Regions from separate parts of the Homo sapiens genome. Here all the other regions are linked to region 1. A link is a contact called in ENCODE Hi-C or POLR2A ChIA-PET data. All regions are on one chromosome and are shown on one strand. The core of a region is the stretch at or near the end of the contact, and the rest is flanking DNA. Distances in the headings are between cores, read along the strand shown.

Region 1 (4,610 bases), core at 1,267-3,766:
ATCTGTACAATAAGAAGAATGACAAGTGACAAGTACGTCATGGGGTTGATATGAAGATTACATGATATAGTTAAATGATAAAATTAAATGCTATCATTATAAACACATTTAGCATCATATCAGGTATGTAGTCATTGTTCAATAAATGGCACACAATTAGCAGTAGCATTGTTACTGCTTAGTAGTATCCTCCTATTGTTTAGTAACAATATTGTTACTCTTAATACTGTAGTAGTGCAGTTACACTATTGTTACTGGAATATTCTGTATTACCCCAGGCCTGCTCCAGCAAATCCTGTCTGTCCTCTTTGGAACTCTTAACCTCTAAAACTTCTTTGCATGTAATCTGAAAGTCATGCACACCTATTTAGCCCCATGCTTACTGTGCACATATCAGGGAAAGGGTTTCTCTCCCAGACCACAAAGACCTCAACTGTGTGAGTTCAAGAGCTTCTGCACAACTGGTGTCACCAAAGTGAAGCATGTCCTTGGCCACTGCAGCTTAAGCAACCAGAATAGCCCAACCCCAGCTCTGTTATCTACTCCAGCCAGAGAATCAGGCTTGTCTCTGATGTGTTGCAGGCCTTGGGTGGTGACTGGACATCAAGGACCTGGTTATCAATTATTCTAATTGTTATTCCTCACTGCAGCCAGAACTACCAAGGTTTAAAGTAGTTTCCATCCTCCAGATCCGTAAACTTGCCCTTGGCTTGTTGAGCCAACCATGCTACTTTAACAGAAGTGATTTTAATTACTCAACTGGAACTACAGAAAGGAGGAAGTGAGGAGAGTATGTGGCTGTAATCAGTGTTTAACCAAGGGGCCCAGCTTGCTCCTGTCTTAGGGGCAAAGACATTAGTGATGGCTGCACCTACCACAGCGCTCAATCTCATCCACAACATGGGAGCATCCACACTGAGAAGTCAGGCTTATCGAAACCCACAAAAGCACTATGCCTTAATTCTACAAATTATGCATGTATTTATCACTTGAAAGGTATGAAAACCTAAGTTGATGTTAAAAAATCATATCTCCTTGGGTCTGTAGCAATACATCATATTATATATAATATAGTATTAATACACATAATAATACATATATACATATATATAATACAAATAATAATATAATATGATGTAACAATACATATCTTATAACATATGATGTTATAACATATGACGTTATAAAATCATATTTCCTTGGGTCTATGCAATATTGTTACATTGTTAAAATACATGTAACAATACATTCCCCATCTGGTGTCATAGGAATGTCTTGGCAGCTAGCTCCCCATTCTTTATAACATGCAGACATCAGGAAGGCCTTGCACACCCTGCAATTGATTACAATGGCTGCCTGGCATCCAATGCAGGAAAAGATTTTGAAAAGGGGAACTATCCTTGATTAGTAATGTCTGCCATGTCACAGAGATGAAGAATGGAATAGCCTTTCTATGTATTTGCAATCCCTTTCTTAGATTATAAACTCCTAGGAGGCAGAGAATGTATCATTTTAGTTCTCTGTGTAAATGTACCTAACCTATGTCATGAGTGGATGATGGTGAAGAATGTTTATGCAAAAACGTAATAATTCAGCTAGTTAATTAAAATCCGGTAACTGCCCTCCACCACAAGCTTGCTTATCACCCTGTCAGAGGAACAAGCAGCTTAGTTTACAAAGACTTCACTCCTTACGCTAAAACTACCTGGATGGTCTAAAGCACTGTCGTAAATATTCGGCACCAAATTGCCAAAATAAATGCAGGGGGAGGTACCATGGTGTGGCAAAGTCTTCTCATCTACTATTAAATCATGTTTATTTGCTTACTTGCAATTCACTGGATCTGCCCAGCATCTGGGGATGTTGCTGAGGCCCAAATGGACACACACATGGGAGGGAAGCACCATGATGAGCGAGTAGGCAATGAACATTTCTTTTGCCTCAGTAACATCCATCTCCCTCAAGTCGTGTGTCCTTCAACTGCCATACCGTGAGTCTCTGTCTTCCCTCTGAGAGGCATGCATATCATTATGGGCCAATCTCGTATTTCTGAGAATGCACAAAACCAGTTTCCCAGGCAGCAGTAAACATGCCAGAGATCAGTGTGGAGTCTTATGGAAACCCAGCTTGGAGAGATGAGTCACAGCATCTAAATTCTGCTCCATCACTGTAAGATGTGTCATCACACACCAAGTGAAATCGAGTTCAACAATTACCAAAGCGTGCAACTGGGGTGGAGGAGGGAACAGAAATGCCACTGTTTTTACCATCTCGTTCTTCAGAAACGCCACCTCAATTCTAAAGTCCATGCCTAAGGTTAGACAATGAGTGGAGTGGCAGAAAAGTATTGGTTGCCAATGGAAATAGTGGCAACCACCTCACTATTGGTTTCTAGTGTGAGTGGTTTCTAGTATATGGTTTCTAGTATGTGGTATACATATATGGTTTCTAGTATGAGTGGAAGCAACTCATACTAGAAACCAGATTGCACCAGGTGATCATTACTCACTCCCCACACAGCCTACAACTGAGCAGTGCTCTAAGAGAGGCAGGATAGGTGTGGAGGTGCTACGTGGTTTGGAAAGATTTTTGTTGTTTGCAGGTTTTTCCTTGTTTTTTTTTAATTTTTTTATTGTGGTAAAATATATACAACATGAAATTTGACATTTTAACCACTTTTAAGTATACGGTTTAGTGGCATTAACTATATTGACAATGTTGTGCAACCATCACCACTATTTATTTCCAGAACTTTTTCATCACTGTAAACAGAAATTCTGTACCCATTAAGCAATAACTCCCACTTCCTTCCGTCTCAGTCCTGATAACCTTTAATCTATTTTTTATTTTTATGAATTTGCCTATTCTGAATACTTCATATAAGTGGAATCGTACAATATATATCCTTCTGTGTCTGGTTCATTTGATTTAGCATAATATTTTCAAGGTGAATCTTTAACATACTGTGTATCAGAATGTTATTCCTTTTTATGGCTGAATGATATTCCATTGTGTGACTATATCATATTTTGTGTTTGCATTCATCTGTTAGACACGTGGGTGACTTCTACTTTTTGGTTATTATGAATACTGCTGCAATGAACATTGGTGTACAAGTTAAAAGAATTTACATGTATAGGGTGACCAACTGTCCCCGCAGAAACAGTCGTAGGAGAACCAAGCTGGGGGACATCCTGTCCCCTTTTGATTATGCCTTACAGCTGAAGAATCAGGCATGAAGAGAGTCTGGGACACTGGACTAGGCACATCACCCTTCTAACCCCTTTCTTTCTGCAGGTGCATATGTGAGAAGTTTGGACCATGTAACTAATGCTTTATCCAGCTCCAAAATCTCTTTTCGAAACCTAAATTCATACTTAGAAAGACTCCAGCTAACCTTCATTCTAAGTTAGAATATCCCCAGGTTGGAACTTCCTGTCCCGTGATCTACATTAGCAGGTTTTTTGTTTGTTTGCTTTTTAAGGGATAGCAAAGACTTCTGCAGTTAAATCACACAGCCTGGCTTTCTGTACCGATCAGTTGAGTTTGATACCCTAAACATAGTCTCGGAGGATGTTAAGAAGTGTCTTTCTCTCTCCCTCATATTCCTTCATTTTGCAGTTCGTAAACTATGGCCTTTCTGAGTTGTCCTCACAGTGTGGTCCCAGGGCCGGCAGTACTGACATCACCTGGGTACGTGTTAAAAATGCAGATTCTGGCGGCCCACCCTTGGCCTACAGAAGTGACACTTTGAGGATGGGGCTCAGCAATTTGTGTTTTAATAAATCCTTTGGGTGACTCTGATATATGCCTAACTCAACCTTCAGAAGCACTGGTCTATATGAAAACAGCACATTCTGAGACTCAGGTGATCTGAAACCTACTCCAGTTTTACCACTGACCAGCCATAAGATCTTAAGTTATTCCATATCTGGGCTCATCTGCTTTATAAATAATCTAAGGATCACCCTACCTTTGCTACTCATTCAGGGTATCATTAGAACGCTATTAATCACTAGGTGTGGAAGCACTGTGAAAGGCTGTATATGTTTTACATATGATTAGAATTTTATTCACTCCTTCATTCAACAAATATTATGCATCATCTACTATGTGCTGGAGACTGTTCTGTGGCTGGGGGAGGTTGCACGAAGAGAGCAGATGAGGCCCTGCTGTCATGAAGCCTATATACAGACTGGAACCTTTGTGAAGAATTTTTTTTACATTTGCAAATGGTTATGTGACCCATTTCAAGACTAGGTTCAGATCTGTTAAGAGAATAAGAGAATGTGAAATGCTCTTACCTAAAGGTAAGATCACTTTATGTCAGAAATAACAAAGAATGGGTTGACTACAATGTGACTAAAACAGTTATCAGCTACCAGGAGAGAACTTACAAAGAGATTTTGAAAATACAAAGCTGAGCCTTGGCCTGATGAGGGCAGGAGAGTTAGATGAGTGGTACTTTAGTGCTCATTCAGCTTCCAACACTACAGTTCCACTCTTCATGTGAGTCAATGATACTGTCTCGCTTGGACAAAACTGGATTCTACAGAGAGGCAAAGGAAGCCTATGATGCCTGAATTCATCTCTCAAATCACAGTTGACCA
Region 2 (4,610 bases), core at 1,396-3,895, 500 kb after region 1:
AGGGCCAGGCTCTGCTGCCCAAGGACTAGGAAGTACATTTGTGACATTAATGGGCATTGCACTTCAGAGAAATACTAAAAGAAGAAGGCAAGTAGAGATAAAGTGATGCAGACAAGGATTTAAGCAGAATTTTCAGATAAGAGCTTCCTATTTGACTTTTAACAGAAATTAAAAGTTTATCTAGCTCTCCTGCCATGCAAGGGCTCCATCAGTGCAACATAAATTCACTGAGAAAAAGAGCACAGACCTGAAGGCTATCTCCAACCAGACTCCACCAGCTCCATGCTTAGTAAGAAGAGAAACGGGGAGACACTCCTTAAGTGTGAAAGTTGGTGATCTGTGTAAATAGTGTTTTGGGAAGACTCAGAATGATAGATGGCTCTGGACTAGCTCAGTTCAGCAATTCCAACTCCAATCCCCTAGGGTTGTTTCAACATCTGAGCCTGCTCTCATTCTCTCCACCCAACACCACTCTCCCAGCCTTCCAAGGCTCTTGAGAGGAAGCTATGTCTCTGTTCAGGTGGTGTGTGTTTAAATTGTTACCTTTCCCTGGGAACCCAAAATGGGGCAAAAAACAGCACCCGCCTCCCAAAGTTCATTTTTCCCTGAAAAATTCTTGCCAAGCCCTGTTGTAATAACCCTCTTAGCACTGGGGTCTCTCCCACCTGCTTCACACCATCTGCAGTCCCTTTAAGTGAAGAAGTGGAGCCTTCCCATACATTTGAGCTTCTCAAAAATCTGTCATCTAATGAGACTCAAGGTTCATCTCTTCTTATTTATTGGGCACAGGATCCCAAAAATCTCTAACAAGAGAGATAAACTCAATGAGATTGAACTGGACAGGAAAACCAGCTATAACTACAGACAGACACACACCCACACGCACACCACGCGCATACCCCTCCTTAAACTTTTAAGTCAGAAAGGTCTGATTTCTTGGAACCACATCTAGTACAGAATTATGGGAATGTTGGAAACTAACAGTTTTCCGAAGCTATAATGAAGACTTCAAAAAGGTTGGAGAGATTAGAATAGAGCTGACAAACTCAGGTTATACTTCTCAACCTTTGTTTAGGAATCTACTGTGGCATGCTAGGTACCATTGAAATGGATAATGTCTCCCAAGAAATCTCTTTCCCCAAGAATCCCTAAAGGTGTCCGACTTCAACTTGAAAACCGCTAATAGCCGAGCGCGGTGGCTCACGCCCGTAATCCCAACACTTTGGGAGGCCGAGGCAGGTGGATCACCTGAGGTCAGGAGTTTGAGACCAGCCTGGTCAACATGATGAAACCCCATCTCTACTAAAAATACAAAAATTAGCTGGGCGTGGTGGCAGGCGCCTGTAATCCCAGCTACTCGGGAGGCTGAGGCAGGAGAATCCATTGAACCCGGGGGTCGGAGGTTGCAGTGAACTGAGATCCTGCCATTGTACTCTTGCCTGGGTGACAAGAGTGAAACTCTGTCTCAAAAAAAAAAAAAAAAGAAAGAAAGAAAAAGAAAACCACCAATATAAAGCAGTTTAAACACTATTCATCGTTTGATTATGCAAAGCCTGTGTTGCAGTCATTTCACTGATGTCTTACCTTCCCCTACCTACCTTGTGGGTGATTTGAAGACAAAGACTTTTCTGTAACCAGCCATGTTACTCACTACCTGGCCAAGTATTTGGCCCTACAAATGTACCTAACCTGTTTCATACCCTCTGGCATTTTCCACGATGCAAGGCAGCTTTCCAATTAATATTGATATCATACTTTACACTCTACAAAATGTTTTTATGATCATTTTCCCATTAGGTCTTTAAAACCTCATTGTGAGAGAGACATGCATGATCACTGCTTTGCAGATGGAGAAGCAGAGGTTTACTCGGCTAAACGACAGAGCAGGGAGTTGAACTCACGGTCCAACTGTCCCTATTTGGTGTGCATCGCACCTTACTGTCTCCCACAAAAACCTGTTCCAAGCTCAAACTCCTCGTAGGCTAGGCAGCCTCTGGAGGAAAGCAACGGAATGCATTTGTGTCCTTGGAAAATGTAAATAAAATCCTTGGCATCCAAAATTAAGGCACACCATGTGATGTGAACACAGAGTAACATTTATAAGTGTTCCCGCACTAGAGACCTTGACTCTTATCCTGCCCAGCAAGGTGACGAAGCGGGGAGTCCCTTCTCTCCTCCGGGCCTCAGTTTCCCCTCTGTGGACTTCCAGGATCTAAATTCGATGGGACAGAGCTCTTCCACTCCCTCGCAACCTAAGGCAGTTTCACCCCAGCCTCTGCGATGAACCCAAAGCAGGTGGCATGACCGAGGCCCAGCGAGAGTTCGGAGGGGCGCGGCCCCCTAGTCCGCCCAGCCTCCCCTGAGCCGTCGCCAAGCCTTGAGCCGCTTGCCAGGGAGGGGCCGGCCTCGCCTGAGGCGGGGCGCCGGGGCCAGCATCCCGAAAAGCGCGGGGAGGAGGCCGTCAACCTGGACGAAGCGCGACAGGCCCTGCGAGATTCCGGGCGGGTTCCCACGGCCGCGAGGGTCGGCGCGGCGCCCATGCGGACAACGCTTGCACGGCCCTGACGCCAGGGCGGGGCGAGCTACATCAGTAGCTCCTCCCTCCCCTGCCCTGCCCGCCCCTCCGGAGAGGAAACTGCGCGTGCGCCTAATTGACGCCGCTGAAGGACACTGGGGCTTAGCGCAGGCTTTACACGCAGGCCGTAGAGTCAAGAGGCCCGTGCGATGATCCTGCTGTCCCCAGCAGCCTGGGTGAGACCCAGGAATCTCTATTCCCAAGTCTCCCTAGGTAATTCTGAGACAAGCGGTTCTCCTTAGCTGGACCCACCCTTTTGTTGCAGAGAAATGACTGGCCCACGTTCTTACAGAAAAAGGCGACAGAGGCTGGTGGAGAACCCAGATCTCCTGACTTGCCCTCAAGCACGTGCCCTACTGTGCTCTTTCCCCTCCTCATTTCCAGGGTATGGTTTAATCAGTCCCAGGCAGGCTGGCAGGCAGTTCATTCCCGTTGGTTGGGCTAATTGAAGACTGAAAGTCCCTTTCCCAGAAAACCAAAGAACCCCATCCAACAGCCCCACATCAAAGCCCCATTCTCAGCTCCGACCCTTGGCCAGTATTGCCTCAATCTGCGTAGGATGTTGGGCACCCTGGAGAAAGCTATCCCCACCCCCCCAAGCAAACAATGGTCTATTTGGGTATACACACACCCCGCATTCACAGTCTTCTCAGTATGTGAGCAGGAAGGACTGTCCGCACACAGAATCACAAACAACCCACCAAGAATGTAAAATGCTCCCATATCTACATGTGTGCGTGTGTGGAGTTTAGACGGGTCTGACCCACCCCTGTGTGCCGGATTCTAGCTTGAGTTTAGGCACGTTCAGTAACAGGCAGTGGCCTCAGTCCAGGCCAGCTGGATCATGTATGCAGACAGCCATTCTCAATGGCCCCGGATGGGAAAACGGACACTCCCTTGCATCTCCACATGAGCGGCAGCTGGGGACGCATCGGGGTGAGCAGAGTTGAGATCCCCACACGCTCACAACCCCTGCTGTCTGCAAGCTCGCTCCCCAGGACACAGCCTTCAAGACAAAGTTTGCCCGTGTGGAGGGGAGTGGGCTTGGGGCTGCAGATGCTGGGGCTCTACTCGCTCTCAGAACCCCCCTCTCCCCTGGCAAAGCAGCCAGGCTGCTGAGAGAGCAGCCCTTCTGTTCCCTGGGAGGGTCCTTGGGGCCATTCTGGGGGATGAAGTGGGTGTCCACAAGGCCATTCCAACGCTCTGTGGAGAACCATGTCATCTTCCTCTGTTCCTCCCAAACTGCTGCCCCTCTTTATCTGTCCTGTCCCAGCCTGGCTTGTCTCAAAACCTCAAGGCCGCAACTCTTTCCGAGAAAGCCAGGAATACAGCTGCCAGTTCCATTCCCCAAGTGGGGAGTTCCAACTCTCCCTCCTGGCTCCAGATGTAAAGGAACAGCTGTGGGGTGGCAGGAAGCCCAGTTGGCAGCTAAGCAGGATCTGGGAAGATGGAGAACGAAGGCGGGAGAGACAGGCAAACGGCAGGATTGTTAGGATGCTAAAGACCTAGGAAAGAAGCCGTTTCATCCCCTGGCCCAGCAACTGGCTGTTAGGCCTTGCCAAATCCCTTCCACACTGCCCTCCAGGCCTGCCCATCCCATCCTGGCAGCCTGGGCCGCTGGCAAGACCTTCCATAAACTCCATTTTCTGGTTCCCACTTAATCTGAGAAGGGAAACTTGGCTTTCTTTGTCTGACCCCACCCCTGTCCTTAAAACACATACCTCCCAAGCATGAGATTTGGGTAACTGAAGAATGGTGGGGAAGAGAGGAAGGAAGGTGGGAGAGGACTCTGGCACTCTCGTCTGGCATCCTCCAGCCCCTCCCTCCTCTGGGCAGTAACCCAGGGTGCCGGGTGCCAGGCTGGGTGCCTGCAGACGGGTGCTGTGAGCACCACTCACTCTCCTGCTATGCCAGGGTGATAATGCATGACCGGGCACCCAACACTGGACTCAATAAGTCATTATTTCCTGAGTGACCATGCCCTGCTCTGGTCTAACAAGCCTGCCCACTGCCACACCCTGTCCCATGCCTTCCC
Region 3 (4,610 bases), core at 1,143-3,642, 450 kb after region 1:
CGCCAGAGTGGAGACCACATTCTTTCTTCTGGAAAGCCCCCAAGTCCACACAGCAGGGGAGGAAGGATGGGTTACGGAAGAGGAGGGGCGAGAGGACAGGCTGAGCCCAGAAAGAACCCTTCCTAAGTGCAGCTTCCTGCCAGGCAGGAGGGTTGCAAGGTCTTAGCACGCACAGTCGTGTCTGTGTCTGCTTGGAGCCCCTTGCCCTCTACCCCTACCACCAGGACCACTGGCCTCGCCTTTTACCACCTTTGCTAAGAGGAGCTCTGGAGACCCCACTCAGGAAAGGGATAAGTGCCCACATGCATAGGGCCCTCACCCTCCACTGGGCACCCCCTCCCTGGTCACTCACCCATCACCCTGCACCTATCTGCCCAGCTTAGGGGCCTAGAGTCTCCACTGGGTGTGGCCGAGGCTCATCCTGGCCTTCTCTGTGAAGGGCACCCCTCTGGCCTCTGGCCTCAAGGCTGGATGCAGGGACTGGGGCAAAAAGCACTGCGCATCCTCCACCTGGCCCACACACCCTTATTCAAGCCAGGTGGCAACCAGCCCATGGGGAGCCCCAAGCAGCTATCAAAAGGGGAAGCAGAGCCATGATTTTTTAAAAAAAAAAAAAAAGGGACCCAGCAGGTGGGGAAGGTGAGTAGCGGGGAGAAGCGAGGCGGCCTTGCTGCCAGGCAATCAGGCTACTCTCGGCCTTTCCAGACGGTTTGCCTGTCATCGGGCACCCCATATTTAGCACCAGTGCTTGGGCCCCCACCCCTTGTCTGCCCTCCAGCCCACCCATTTCCGAGAGCTCAGCCTGGCTCTCCACTGCCCAGAGGAGGCCCTGGGGGCTTTGGAAAGAGCAGAGTGGCCAGCCACTGCCACCCAAGCAGGAAAACCATGGGGTGGGGTACACTGTGTACAACCATACCTGGGAAGACCGGCCTCCCAGGCCGGTGCTGGGGAACTAGAGAAGTGAGTGCCAAATCCCTGCCCTTAGGGAGGGGCAGTGGGGGTGGGTGCACAGCCCTGAGGCGGCACCTGAGCAGGCAGCGTCCAGAGAGAACCTGGGGCCCCGCAGAGTCACGGCAGTCAGTGGACAGAGGCCCATGAACACCCAAAGACAAAAACAGGTACGCGCACATACCCACGGGGGTGTATGCCCTGGCACGCTCGTTCCCGGACACATGCTGCACACACGCCATCTATATGCCTGCCCCTGGCCCATATCTGCACACACAGGAGCTGGGTCCTCGGGGACTCTTGGGAGCCACCATGGCAGTCACATGGGCAACCTGGGCGAGCCGGGGGCTGGCAGCACGTTAGTGCTCACCACACTGGAGGGAGGCCTTGGAGGCGGTGGCTCCCACAGTGAGTGGCCCACCATGAATAACTCACTTCCTTCTGGAGCTCACCTGCAAGGCATGAAGCTTTCTGAAGCAGGAGGTGGGAGGTTCAATGCCCATGGTGTGTCCCCAGAGCCAAGCTCAGTGAAGGGAAGCAGGGAAGGGAGGGGCGGAGTGGAGCTGCGACTAGAACCTGCAGATGATAGAATGTTCTCCTGGACAGTACCTTCAAGGCTGCAAAGTCCAGAGGCTCCATTTGCATATGAGAAAAGTGACAATTAGGGGAGATTCATTTCTGAAAAGGAGTGAAGCAAAAGAAACAAGAGAGGCGAGATCAGAAAGGAATGGGGGAAGAGAAACCCGGGGGTGCAGATCCCCCGTGCCCCTCCACATCCCGCCCTGTCCTGCAGGTGCAGGGCTCCCTCCAGCCTTCCCCCTGGGCCCCCCAGCTCTGTCCCACCTTCCTCCCCTCAGTCGTCCTGCAGCAGAGCTGGCAGACCCAGCCTTCCTCCCTGGGATACCCGCTGCACGGGGCCTGGGGTCCCCCGCGAGCTAGGGGCCCAGGAGGTGCTGGGACCTTCCACGGGGACAGAGAGGGTGTTGGTGCTGGGGCACGTGCCTTCCCCTCACCCTCCTTTTGTTTAATGAACACATCTCCCTTTTTCTCTAATTAGGTGGAACAAACAACTTGAACCAGAATTTTTATTTCCCAGAAAAGCACACGCCTGGACCCAGTAAATATGTCATTAATCATCATTCCGAGGCGGAGGAGCACGCTGGGTGCAGGGAGGAGGGGGAGCAGTCAGAGGGCCTAATTAGAGCTGGGTCCCCTCCCTCCCCTGCCACTGGCACCCACCGCCCAGAGCCCATCCGTTGGAAGGGCTCCTGGCAGAGTCAAGCTTATGTAAATGTCCCTTGTTAGCACAACGGAAATGTAAAGAAGAGAAGAAGAATACCAACCTGCTCCTCACCACCTCCCCGCCCCTGCGCGCCCTACCCGAAGTCTTAGTTTCATCCAGGAAATTGTTCTTATTATCACTTGGCTATTTATAGACTCGATGAGGTCTGCTGAAGAGCCCAAGGCAGGGTGGTAAAGCGGTGCCAGCTGCTGCTCCCTCCCTGCCCGGGCTTTGGCTTGGGGTTCAACTTCACTCCTCTGCAGTGGTCCTGCCCCCGGCTTGCTGCATCTGGCCACGTCACTCTCCTCCAGCCCCTCTGCCCAGGGCCGTGGCTGGCACCCTGAGTCCCAGGCCTGCAGCTGCACCGCGTGGCTCTCTAGAATGTCACAGTCCGGCTTTGCCTCCAGCAAGATGTGCTGTTCTATATAGAGGCTCTGGCCCTGTTCTCCTGACGCCACGAGGTTTGCCCCAAGTTGAGAAAAACCTCACTGAATTAAGGACCCAGAATGTGGGGTTCTAGGAGCTTACAGGTTTCTCCCTGTGGCCCTAACTGTTCCCATCTGTCCTGCCAAGAGCACGGTACCCACCGTCCAGCACCCCCGGGGCTGCAGCAGAGGCTGTGGCTCAGGGTTCACCCATTCTTAAGTGCAAATCCTAGCTCCACCCAGCAAGTTCCCGGCTCACTTGGAACACAGGTTTCTCTTTGGCTAATCAAAGATAATGCTGCTGTCTTCCGGGGCCCTCATAAGAATTAGAGACATTGCCATTGTCACTTTATGGGAGGTTTTGAGGGAGGAGTGGTCTGTTCATCTACTCCCTGGCTCCAGTCGGGGGAAACAGGACTGCACCCATAGTGAGGTTCCTTCCTAGTACCTCCTAGTAGCAGAAGCCTTTGCATACTGACCAGACCCCAATCCCAACCTGGAAGTGCACCCCCACACACACTCAGCACACCCTCCCCGGGGTGCACCTGACTTAGTGCGCCCCAAAGTGATGGGGAAGTAGCTGCAAAGAGGAACAGGAGAGGGAAGGAGGTAGCAGCCACAATGGGGAACTAGCTTCGGAATGACATTGTGGCCCAGTAGAGAAAAGCAATGACCTGGGAAGGTGGGAGACCAGCAGTTAAGATGGGTTTGCTTCCTAGGGCTGCCATTACAAAGCACCACAATTCGGTGCATGACACAACAGAAATCAATTATCTCACAGCTGTAGAAGCCAACAAGTCTGGAATCAAGGTGTCAGCAGGGCTGTGCCCCTCCAAAGGCTCCAGGGGAAAATCCTTCCTTGCCTCTTCCAGCTCCTGGCAGCTCCTGGCATTCCTTGGCTTGTGGCAGCATCCCTCCAATCTCTGCCTCCACCTTCACCTGGCCTTCTCTGTTTCTCTCTGTCTTCTCCTCATCCTCCTCTTCTCCTCCTCCTCCTCTTCTCTTTCACTTTCTCTTTATCCTTCTCCTTCTTCTTTTTCTTTTTCTTTTTCTTCTTCTTCTGAGGCAGGGTCTCACTCTGTGGCCCTGGCTGGAGTACAGTGGCACAACCTCAGCTCACTGCAGCCTCAACCTTCCGGGATCAAGTGATCCTCTCACCTTAGCCTCCCAAGTAGCTGGGACTACAGGCACAAGCCACCATGCCTGGCTAATTTTTTTTTAATTTTTTTCTTTTTTTTTTTTTTTTTGGTAGTGACAGGATCTTCCTATGTTGCCCAGGCTGGTCACCAAGTCCTAGGCTCAAGCAATCCTCCCACCTCAGCCTCCCAAAGTGCTGGGATTACAGACATGAGCCTCCACACCCAGCAGACTCTCTTCTCTTCTTCCAAGGACACCAGTCATTGGGTTTAAGGCTCACTCTGAATCCAGTATGACCTCATCTCAAGAGCCTTAACTAATTACTAATTGCTTAACTAAACTGCAAAGACCCTATTCCCAAATAAGGTCATATTCTGAGGTTCCTGGTAGACAAGAATTTGGAGAGGACACCATTCAACCTGCTGTAGGAGACTAGTACTTATTTCAGGACCAACTTGAAATGTGAGTTTGGTCAAGCTCCATAGCCTCTGTCTAGCCCACCTATTTCCTCCCCTATCCAATGGGAGATAATGGTATCTGTCCCACCTATGGTTTGATTGAGACTCTAATGAGATCAGGGAGTGAAACGCTTTGGAAAGTTGAAAGGATTTATATAGGCAAATAATCGAAAGGTTGATGTGCACTGATTCTGCCCATATCCCCACCCACTCTGACTCCCATTCCCCAAACTGTGCCTCCTCTGCAGACTGTCCCCGCTCAGGGGCCACAGTCCCTGCTGGTTGCAAACCATCTCGTTGCTTCCTACAGAGCCTGAGACTGTCACTCAAGCACCAGAGGCAAAAAGATGTGAGTTCATT

Evidence for each region. A loop is a pair of places that touch in the nucleus more often than their neighbours do. ChIA-PET counts read pairs that join two places held with the same protein, here RNA polymerase II (POLR2A). Pooled maps may share reads with other maps.
Region 2: a loop to region 1 is called in a pooled map, with 3 times the contacts of the local background. The contact joins two enhancer-like sites. A Hi-C loop is called at or near these places in 5 of 37 single-sample maps with no recorded cell type and 4 of 50 pooled maps. POLR2A ChIA-PET finds 5 or more read pairs at or near these places in 1 of 52 experiments (Panc1).
Region 3: a pooled map shows a loop between it and region 1 (8-fold over the local background). The contact joins two enhancer-like sites. A Hi-C loop is called at or near these places in 2 of 37 single-sample maps with no recorded cell type and 3 of 50 pooled maps.

Annotation. Positions count from the first base shown.
Region 1 is chr11:126,915,502-126,920,111 of GRCh38, reverse strand. All of the region lies in intron 1 of KIRREL3 (kirre like nephrin family adhesion molecule 3), which reads left to right. The region is part of intron 2 of LOC105369559 (a long non-coding RNA gene); the gene reads left to right. Among named protein-coding and RNA genes, the nearest start is that of KIRREL3-AS2, 23 kb to the left of the region's middle. RefSeq lists an enhancer at 2,299-2,348. Within about 2 kb of position 2,516, at least 2 of the 41 ENCODE cell types and tissues checked have a DNase peak (open chromatin) inside an H3K27ac peak, as active enhancers do.
Region 2 is chr11:126,414,671-126,419,280 of GRCh38, reverse strand. No RefSeq gene overlaps it. Among named protein-coding and RNA genes, the nearest start is that of ST3GAL4, 61 kb to the right of the region's middle. RefSeq lists silencers at 2,327-2,496, 2,597-2,726 and an enhancer at 2,493-2,787. Within about 2 kb of position 2,645, at least 28 of the 41 ENCODE cell types and tissues checked have a DNase peak (open chromatin) inside an H3K27ac peak, as active enhancers do.
Region 3 is chr11:126,463,638-126,468,247 of GRCh38, reverse strand. The region is part of intron 5 of KIRREL3 (kirre like nephrin family adhesion molecule 3); the gene reads left to right. Among named protein-coding and RNA genes, the nearest start is that of KIRREL3-AS1, 78 kb to the left of the region's middle. RefSeq lists enhancers at 857-1,404, 1,405-1,954, 2,502-2,561. Within about 2 kb of position 2,392, at least 7 of the 41 ENCODE cell types and tissues checked have a DNase peak (open chromatin) inside an H3K27ac peak, as active enhancers do.